Linked DNA regions of Homo sapiens: region 1 is linked to region 2. Evidence: read pairs that join two places in POLR2A ChIA-PET (ENCODE). Cell type or tissue: endothelial cell of umbilical vein. All regions are shown on one strand. Each heading gives the region's core, and the rest is flanking DNA. Links, peaks and the distances in the headings are about the cores only. Region 1 has its middle 11 kb from the start of KCNG3. Region 2 holds the start of LOC105374555 (a long non-coding RNA gene).

Region 1 (5,380 bases), core at 130-5,129, 110 kb after region 2:
CTGCAATCCCAGCACTTTTGGAAGCCGAGGTGGGAAGATTGCTTGAGCCCAGGAGCTGGGAACCAACCTCAGAAACACAGTGAGACCTTCTCTCTACAAAAAATTAAAAAATTAGCCAAGCGTGATCACGCATGCTACTCCAGCTACTCGGGAGGCTGAAGAGAGAAGAAGCCACTTGAGCCTAGGAGTTCGAGGTAACAGTGACCTATAATTGCACCACTGTACTCCAGTTCAGGAGATGGAGTGAGACTCTGTCTCAAAAAAATAAAACAGGCCAGGCGCGGTGGCTCACACCTGTAATCCCAGCACTTTGGGAGGCCAAGACGGCCGGATCACCTGAGGTCAGGAGTTTGAGACCAGCCTGGCCAACATGGTGAAACCCGTCTCTACTAAATTTACAAAAATTAGCTGGGTGTGGTGGTCTGTGCCTGTAGTCCCAGCTACTTGGGACAGAGGTTGCAGTGAGCCGAGATCATGCCACTGTACTCCAGCCTGGAAAACAGACAGAGACTCCATATCAAAAAAGAATAATAAATAAATAAATAAATAAATAATAATAATAAGTAAATTATCTCCAATCCGTTACCCCCCGCCTACACCTCTCTATTTTCAGATCCAATCTGAAGGAATTAAGGAATCACAATCGGCATTCAAAAATAAGCTTAAATGAAGTCCAAGGTGTTAACATTTTATTTTTACTCAAAAAATATATATATATAATATTTGAGACAAGGTCTCACTCTGTTGCCCAGGCTGGAGTGCAGTGGCATGATCATGGCTCACTGCAGCCTTGACCTCCTGGGCTCAAGTGATCCTCCCACCTCAGCATTCTGAGTGGCTGGGATCACAGGCATAGAGTACCACCACATGCAGATAATTTCTAAAAAATTATTTTTAGTAGAGACAGGGTCTCACTATGTTGCCCAGGCTGGTCTTGAACTCCTGGGCTCAAACAATTCTTCTGCCTCAGCCTCCCAAAGATCTGGGATTATAGGCATGAGCCACCGTACTGGGCTTTACTTTTTTATTATGGATAATTTCAAATACATATAAAAGTGGAGAGATTAATAAAATGAACCCCATTATCCAGCTTCAATAATTATCAATTTGAGGGGGCTGGGTGTGGTAGCTCATGCCTGTAATCCTAGCACTTTGGGAGGCCGGGGCGGGCAGATCATTTGAGGTCAGGAGTTCGAGACCAGCCTGGCTGACACGGTGAAACGCTCTATTAAAATTTCAAAAATTAGCCAGGCGTGGTGGCAGGCACCTGTAATCCCAGCTACTCGGGAGGCTGAGACAGGAGAATCACTTGAACCTGGGAGATGGAGGCTGCAGTGAGCTGAGATCACGCCATTGCACTCCAGCCTGGGTGACAGAGCGAGACTCCATCTCAAAAAAAAAAAAAAAATTATCAATTTGTGGCCCATCTCGTTTCATCTATATTCCCACCCACTTGCCCTTGCTCTTGGTTGTTCTGAAGTACATATCAGACATTATATGATCTTCTCCTTAAATATTTCATGATATGAAAGTGGCTTTTGGAAGACTATCTTGTATAATGATCCGCATTCTAGATTCATCTGATTGCTTCCTCTGGCATCACCTAACTGGTTCCTCCCTCCAGGGGGGTGCTTAGTGCTTGGTAGAGAGGAGAGGTGGTGCTGAGCCAGCATGGGAGGCAAGACAGCCTGCATAGTCTGTGGGTTTCAGTATTGGTTCTGGCACTTACTAGTTAGCTTTGGAACCTTAGGTGAGTCAGTCATCTCATCTCCTTTTTTTTTGTTTTTGAGATGAAGTCTCACTCTGTCACCTAGGCTGGAGTGCAGTGGCACGATCTCGGCTCACTGCAACCTCCGCCTACCAGGTTCAAGCGATTCTCCTGCTTCAGCCTCCTGAGTAGCTGGGACTACAGGTGCATGCCACCACGCCGGGCTAATTTTTTGTATTTTTAGTAGAGATAGAGTTTCACTGTGTTAGCCAGGATGCCTCAATCTCCTGACCTCGTGATCCACCCACCTCAGCCTCCCAAAGTGATGGGATTACAGTCATGAGTCACCACGTCCCACCCCATCTCATCTCTTAAAGCCTCATTTCTTCATCTGCAAAATGGGAGTAATAATAACAGTGTTTTTGTGGGCAGCAGAGTGCATGGTGCCTCCTAGAAGGGCTTAGCCATCGTACAGAGCAAGGTCCACAGAGTGGTGATGGGGAGAAGGGTCATCCCAGTCCAACAGGGCAGCATGACTGGAGTGAGGCTGGGGTGAAGATTACAAAGAGGGGCTGTTCCTATAATGGCACCTGTTAATGATTATACAGTGAGCTTTGCAAAGCTGGAAATTTAAGGAAGAGAGTGTTTCTTTTGCTTGAATAAGAGCAAAAAGGGGCCAACTGTGGTAGCTCACGCCTGTAATCCCAGCACTTTGGGAAGATGAGGTGGGAGAACTGCTTGAACCCGGGAGTTCAAGACCAGCCTGGGCAACACAGGGAGACCACATCTCTACAAAAAAAAAAAAGCAAGCTTAAAGGGTCCTAGAGCAGAAGAAAAAGCAAGGACATTGATGTGAGATGGTGTCATAAGTATGACACAGGAGCGACATGTCCCTCTGGTGGCTTCTCATCTTTAAGAATGTGGTTCATGGGGCTTGGTGTGGTGGCTCACCCTGTGATCCCAGCACTTTGGGAGGCCGAGGCAGCTGGATCACCTGAGGTCAGGAGTTTGAGACCAGCATGGTCAACATGGCGAAACGCCATCTCTACTAAAAATACAAAATATTAGCCAGGCATGGTGGTGCATGCCTGTAATCCCAGCTACTCGGGAGGCTGAGACAGGAGAATCACGTGAACCTGGGAGGTGGAAGTTGTAGTGAGCCAAGATCACGCCACTAGACTCCAGCTTGGATGACAGAGCGAAGTCTTTTGATAGACTCAAAAAAAAATAATGTGGTTCATGGCTGGGTGTGGTAGCTCACGCCTGTAAACCCAGCACTTTGGGAGGCCAAGGCGGATGGATCACCTGAGGTTAGGAGTTCAAGACCAGACTGTCCAACACAGCGAAACCCCATCTCTACTAAAAATACAATAAGTTAGCTGGGCTGGGCGTGGTGACAGCTGCCTGTAATCCCAGCTACTCAGAAGGCTGAGGCAGGAGAATCGCTTGAACCCGGGAGGTGGAGGTTGCAGTGAGCCGAGATCATGCCACTGCACACCAGCCTGGGTGACAAGAGGGAAACTCCATCTCAAAAAAAAAAAAAAAAAAAGAATGTGGTTCATGGGGTTGGATGGGTCTGAGGGCAGTTTGTTTATTTATTTGTTTTCCTTTCTTTCATTTTGTTTAAATGATGGGGGCTTGCTATGTTGTCCAGGCTGGTCTCGAACTCCTGGGCCAAAGGGATGCTCTTGCATCTGCCTCCTGAGCAGCTGAGACTACAGGTACACACTACCACACCTGGCTTTGAGGCCATGAGAAGGAACAGGAGCCCCTCTTAGGGGCCTGCTGGGCACCCTCCACCTCAAAGCATAGAAATAAAAGGAAATTCTTGAGCTCCTTCAAGGTAAATTCCAGGCACCTAGCTAGTCCTGAGAAGTAAATAAACAACCTGACAAGCAAGAAGGTAACAGTAGTTTAAAATTTCAGAGGTGTTTGAACCAGAGCAACTCCATCTTGAATAAATAGGAGCTGGGTAAAACAAGGCTGAGATCTAGTGGGCTGCATTCCCAGACGGTTAGGCATTCTTAGTCACAGGTTGAGATAGGAGGTTGGCACAAGATACAGGTCATAAAGACCTTGCTGATAAAACAGCTTGCAGTAAAGAAGCTGGCCAAATCCCACCAAAACTAAGATGGTGACAAGGTGACCTCTGGTCGTCCTCAGTGCTACACTCCCACCAGCACAATGACAGTTTGCAAATGCCATGGCAATGTCAGAAAGTTACCCTATATGGTCTAAAAAGAGGAGTCATGAATAATTCACCCCTTGTTCAGCGTATCATCAAGAAATAACCATAAAAATGGGCAACCAGCAGCCCTTGGGAGCACCTGCTCTGTCTATGGAGTAGCCATTCTTTAATCCATTACTTCTCTAACAAACTTGCTTTCACATTACTGTACGGACTTGCCTCCAATTCTTTCTTGTGTGAGATCCAATAACCCTCTCTTGGGGTCTGGATCAGGACCCCTTTCCTTTTTTTTTAATGTTTTATTTATTTGCTTTTTTTTTTGAGACAGAGTCTTGCCCTGTCTCCCAGGCTGGACTGCAGTGGTGCGATCTCAGCTCACTGCAACCTCTGTCTCCCGGTTTAAGTGATTCTCCTGCCTCAGCCTCCTGAATAGCTGGGATTACAGGCGGCTGCCACCATGCCCGGCTAATTTTTTTTTTTTTTTTGAGACAGAGTTTTGTTCTTGTTGCCCAGGCTGGAGTGCAATGATGTGATCTCAGCTCACCACAACCTCCGCCTCTAGGGTTCAAGTGATTCTCCTGCCTCAGCCTCCTGAGTGACTGGGATTACAGGCATGCGCCACTACACCGGCTAATTTTGTATTTTTAGTAGAGACGAGGTTTCACCATGTTGGCCAGGCTGGTCTCAAACTCCTGACCTCAGGTGATTCAGCTGCCTTGGCCTCCCAAAGTGCTGGGAGTACAGGCATGAGCCGCCGCACCCGGCTGGATTGGGACCCCTTTCCAATAACAATAATAGCTAAGGAAATTAGAATCATGGCATGTTATTTCCCTATAGAAAGTAAAGATAACATCTGCACATATGTCCCTGAGTTGTTTTTCAGAAACCCGTACCTCCACCAAACACATCCACTGGCACACAGACCTCAGATGGCGGACTAACAACTGAACTCAGACTGCCATTCTTTGTTCTAAAATTCTTCCTGAGGGTCCTGGAGGAGGTCACACTTGCAGGCCAGAGCCAACGTTCTTTTTTGCTGATCCCAAATTTTTAGACAAAGCTTCAACTCCTTAATCAATTGCAAATCAGGAAATCTTTGAATCCATTTATGACCTGTTGGCCACCCCCAACACCCCCACTTTGAGATGTCCCCCCTTTTCAGGTCAAACCAATGTATGGCCTCCATGTATTGATTTATGACTTTGCCTGTAACCTCTGCCTTCCTGACTTTAAAAACCCTTACCTGTAAGCCATCAGGGAATTTGGGTCTTTTTTAAATTTAAATTTTAATTTTAATTTTTGAGATAGATAGAGTCTCACTCTATTGCCCAGGCTGGAGTGCAGTGGCACGATCTCGGCTCACCTCAACCTCTGTCTACCAGGTTCAAGTGATTCTCCTGCCTTAGCCTCCCCAGCAGCTGGGATTACAAGCATGCGCCACCAGGCCCATCTAATTTTTGTACTTTTAGGAGAGACAGGGTTTC
Region 2 (5,380 bases), core at 186-5,185:
CCCGGCCACGACCCCGTCTGGGAGGTGAGGAGCGTCTCTGCCCAGCCGCCCCGTCTGAGAAGTGAAGAGCCCCTCCGCCCGGCAGCCGCCCCGTCTGAGAAGTGAGGAGCCCCTCCACCTGGCAGCCGCCCGTCTGGGAAGTGAGGAGCCCCTCTGCCCGGCTGCCACCCCGTCTGGGAGGTGTACCCAACAGCTCATTGAGAACGGGCCATGATGACGATGGCGGTTTTGTCGAATAGAAAAGGGGGAAATGTGGGGAAAAGATAGAGAAGTCAGATTGTTGCTGTGTCTGTGTAGAAAGAAGTAGACATAGGAGACTCCATTTTGTTCTGTACTAAGAAGAATTGTTCTGCCTTGGGATGCTGTTGATCTATGACCTTACTCCCAACCCGGTGCTCTCTGAAACATGTGCTGTGTCCACTCAGGGTTAAATGGATTAATGGCGGTGCAAGATGTGCTTTGTTAAACAGATGCTTGAAGGCAGCATGCTCGTTAAGAGTCATCACCACTCCCTAATCTCAAGTACCCAGGGACACAAACACTGCAGAAGGCTGCAGGGTCCTCTGCCTAGGAAAACCAGAGACCTTTGTTCACTTGTTTATCTGCTGACCTTCCCTCCACTATTGTCCTATGACCCTGCCAAATCCCCCTCTGCGAGAAACACCCAAGAATGATCAATTAAAAAAAAAAAAAAAAACTCTAATAAGAGTAACATTGTTTCACATTTTTGCAAATTGCTTCAATGTCTACCTTAATAGCTTTACTGAGGTATAACTGACAAATAAAAATTGTATATTTACAGTGTACAACATGATGTTTTGATGTATGTCTACATTGTGAATGGCTGACAACTAGAGTTTCACATGAATATCTATGAAATAACCATGACTTTTCAAAAAAAGCTGATAAAATACCCATGTCTAAATAAACATAGTTTAGCTTTCAGTGATTATCTTGAAGTAAAAATGGTATTCCAAGAAAAAGGCAGCTAGTTCAGCTCACGATTCAAACAATCCCATGTTTTCTCGAGTTAACCAGCTGGGCCCAGTGGCTCATCCCCGTAATCCCAACACTTCGAGAGGCCAAGATGGGAGGACTGTTTGAACCCAGAAGTTTAAGAAACAACCTGGGCAACATAGCTAGACTCTATCCCTACAAAAAGTTTAAAAACTAGCCAGGCATGGTACCGTGCACCTGTGGTCCAAGCTAATTGGGAGGCTGAGGTGGCAGGATTGCTTGAGCTAAGAAGGTCAAGGCTGCAGTGAGCCGTGATGACACCACTGTACTCTAGCCTGAGCAACAGAGCGAGACCCTATCTCTCAAAAAGAAAAGAAAACCATCACACATCAATATGCAACAGAAGTGGGTTTAGGTGTACTTCTGAGTTCACAGGTCAAGATGTGTGATGTCGGCAGGGCACGGTAGCTCATTCCTGTAATTCCAGCACTTTGGGAGGCCAAGGCAGGTGGAATCACCTGAGGCCAGGAGTTTGATATCAGCCTGGCCAACATGGTAAAACACCGTCTCTATTAAAAATACAAAAATAAGCCAGGCGTGGCAGTGCACATCTGTAATTCCAGCTACTCGGGAGGCTGAGGCAGGAGAATCACTTGAACGTGGGTGGCAGAGGTTGCAGTGAGCCAAGATCACGCCATTGCACTCCAGCCTGGGCGACAGAGCAAGACTCTTTAAAAAAAAAAAAAAAAAAAAGATGTGTGATGTCTTGAAACAATACAGAGGTGATGGTTGCAAACACTGTCAACGTGCTAAATGCCACTGTATATGGTTAATGGTTAATCTGATGTTATATGAATTTCACCTCAATTATAAAGAAGGGCCAAAATTTATTAAAGCTAATAAATTATACTACTTTGCCAAGAACATTCTTAAGTAGAACTTGCCTTTGTTTTTTTCTTAAACTGTGAATGCACAGCGTTCTAGAACACAACTACTAACTAGCTCGGCCTGGTACCACGGATTTGTGCTACGGCACCAGGAGAGCAAAATCAACACAGAAAAAAGGTAAGTAACATCTTACTGTTATGAAAATAGTCTTGATTTCATAAACCCTCGGAAAAAGTCTTGGGGGACATCTGGGCATAAAGAAATAATAATTTGAAAAATCCTTATTTTCATTGTTGTTAGTCCTTCCCTTTTTTTGAATCAACTTCTCAATTTATACATACACACACAATCCTGCTGAGATTTTATTTGGAACTACATTGAATCACTGGGTCAATGTGGGGGAAACTCAAATATTGTAATGATATATCCCACATTTATTTAACTTTTCTTTAATTCTTTCAGCAATATTTTACTTTGTATGTAGAGGTTTTACAGATCTTTCTTTAGATTCATTTGATGTTTCTGGATAATATAAATATCATTTTAAATTGAGTTTCCTAACTGACCTGGCCTCACACCACATACACACTGAGTAAAACTGACTAAGATACAAAAAGTGGAACAGTAAAGCATCTAGATGAATATACTTGAGAATATCTTCACAATCTTAAGAAATCTTTGTCTATTCCAAAACAGTGACACTGGGTTAGTTTTTTCATGAGTGCTCTTTCTGAGTCACCACTCTGCTTACTCAACTTCCATTCTGCTCCTTTATCTGTATCAAACTTATCAGTCACATCTATCAACTACTGAACAATGGAATTTTCCCAGCCTTTAACTGTTCTCTCTCCTCTTGCTGTTCCGTTGTTCATTTTGCAATCATTATTTCTCACGTATTTAAAAACCAACCAACCAAGCTAGAACAAGCAAAAATGACAACAGGTGCACTGAAGAATAAGCATTACTTAACATGAGAGGCAGCTACCAATGCAAGTAATGAGGCTCCTCTGTCAGTCAGATGTTGCCAAAATCCAGCAGTGAGCACACATACAATTATTACAGAAAAGAAAAATGGGCCAGGCTCACTGGCTCACACCTGTAATCCCAATACTTTGGGAGGCCGAGGCAAGAGGATCACTTTAGGACAGGAGTTTGAGGCCAGCCTGGACAATAATATGAGACCCGAACTCTACCAAAAAAATTATTTTAATAAGCCAGGCATAGTGGTACATGCCTGTAGTCCCAGATACTCAAGAGGATGAGGCAGGAGGATCACTTGAGCCCATGAGGTGGAGGCCACAGTGAGCTATGTTCACGCCACTGCACTCTAGCCTGGGCAACAGAGCGAGACTCTGTTTCAAAAAATAGAAAAAAAATGCATTAATGATATACCAAAATGTCAGTAGTACTTCTGCGCAATGCAATTACAGATAAGGAGAGAAGTAGTGTCTTTTTCTATATTTTCTACATGTCAACAATAAATTATATTGTTTTTATGACCAGAAAATACACATAAGTTTATTTAAAATTTTTAACATACAGCTAATGCTGAAGTAACAGCAAAATGAACATATTCATAATACATTACCGGGAGGAAATTGACAGAATTCTTGAAGGATTAGCATTCTGTAACAAAAATATTTGAAATATGTTCCCCTAAGTTAGAAAAAGGTCTGTTCTCAAATGATAATGACACTTAACGTGACTACGTTTTTACTACTAGGAAAGGGAAGATTAAGAGTTGTTTTCGGGCAGAGCATGGTGGTTCACTCACGGTGGGAGGCCAGGGTGGAAGGATTACATGAGGCCAAGTGTTCAAGACCAGCCTGGGCAACATAGTGAGACCTTCTCTCCAACAAAACTTTTTTTTACATTACCCAGGTATGGTAGTGTGCACTTGCAGTCCCAGCTACTTGGAAGGCTGAGGTGGGAGGATCACTTGAGCCCAGAAGTTTGAGGCTACAGTGAGCTATGATCACTCCATTGCCCATCAGCCTGGGCAACAGAGCAAAACCACATCTCTATTTAAATTTTTTTTTTTTTAAAAAAAGAGTTGTTTTCAGCAGATTTCTATCAATGCTCCCTTCATCAGAACCAGCCATACTGTCAAGCGAGGAGGGGAATAAAAATAGATGTAAAGTGGCATTTTCTCTATCTGATGTCCAAATGTGCAAATTTTATTTTACGCATTTTTTTTTTTATTTTTTAGAGGCAGAGTTGCACTGTTGTTGCCCAGGCTGGAGTGAAATGGTACAATCTCAGCTCACTGCAACGTCCGCCTCCCGGGTTCAAGTGATTCTCCTGTCTCAGCCTCCCTAGTAGCTGAGATTACAGGCATGCGCCACCAGGCCCGGCTAATTTTGTATTTTTAGTAGAGATGGGGTTTCACCATGTTGGTCAGGCTGGTGACCTCCCAAAGTGCTGGGATTACACGTTTGAGCCACCATGCCCGGCCTCAAACATGCAAATTTTAAAATAATACCTTTTCCCATTATATATCTATCTACTCATTTCAGGAAAACTATAAGTATAAAGATAACATTTGCTTGCTTTTTTTATATCAAAACATTTTTTGATATTAAAACAATTGTTTCCTAGCAAGAAAACTCAGAGAAAAAATAAAACAAATCTACAATGAACACATCAGTATGTATATTTCTACAAACTTGTGTGAGAAGTTCTGTAAGATCAAGTCCTAAAAGCAGAATTGCTGGCTCAAAGGGTATGTACACATTGCAATTTGACTGATCTTTCTGGTTATACTAATACTCTGACAAGAAGAGTATCTATTTCTCCATCCAATACTGGATATTAAGATAAGAACTACAGTATTCTCTCTCCTAAATAATTCTTATAGGCTAGAACCTTTCCTATTTATCCCTTTCTCATGGTTGCTGCAAATTGCTCTTAAATTGGTTTTGTTTCACAACAAATAATGAGTATACAAAAAAGCTTTCCTATTCTCTGTCTAGTATTCCATTTAAAAGTCCGAGGTTGACTCAGAACAAGCCACCCTTGCTCAGAGTGTGAGCAAAAAAAAGAAAAAGCACGAAATCTAAAATTACATTTAAAGTCAATTGCAATTAAGAAGATATTACTCAGCTAGGCACGATGGCTCACGCCTGTAATCCCAACACTTTGGGAGGCCAAGGCAGGAGGATCGCTTGAGACCAGCAGCGATCGTTTGCGAACAGCCTGGCCAACACAACGAAACCCCGTCTCTACAAAAAATACAAAAATTAGCCAGGCATAGTGGCGTGAGCTTGTAATCCTAGCTATGCAGGAGGCTAAGGTGGGAGCATCATCTCAGCCAGGGAGGACGAGGCTGCAGTGAGCCATGATTGTGCCACTACATTCCAGCCTGGGTGACAGAGTGAGACCCTGTCTCAAAAAAAAAAAAAAAAAAAAAAAAGAAGAAGAAGAAGAGATTAATCAAATTTCTGTGAATGGCTTATTTCCTTAAAGAATAAAAGCAAAATTAAATGTAAACCCCATACAAGGTTCAAATCCTGAATGGCTGTAGGATACAATGTTC

Evidence for each region. ChIA-PET counts read pairs that join two places held together with the same protein. Peaks named below come from ENCODE experiments on the same cell type or tissue, not always from the same donor. Only the 100,000 strongest peaks of a DNase experiment are listed, where the experiment ranks them.
Region 1: POLR2A ChIA-PET joins it to region 2 with 5 read pairs; 4 of 35 experiments call an interaction of 5 or more read pairs at or near these places.

What each region holds. Positions count from the first base shown.
Region 1 is chr2:42,501,799-42,507,178 of GRCh38, reverse strand. It overlaps a transcript of MTA3 not described here. Among named protein-coding and RNA genes, the nearest start is that of KCNG3, 11 kb to the right of the region's middle. In endothelial cell of umbilical vein, for the core only: no CTCF peak of the experiment used is centred there; no DNase peak of the experiment used is centred there.
Region 2 is chr2:42,616,450-42,621,829 of GRCh38, reverse strand. All of the region lies in intron 4 of MTA3 (metastasis associated 1 family member 3), which reads right to left. LOC105374555 (a long non-coding RNA gene) reads left to right here and starts at 1,947. Exons shown (of 3, transcript XR_001739432.2): 1 at 1,947-2,022; 2 at 4,444-4,567. In endothelial cell of umbilical vein, for the core only: no CTCF peak of the experiment used is centred there; DNase peaks (open chromatin) are centred at 2,649 and 3,529; H3K27ac peaks cover 2,191 bases.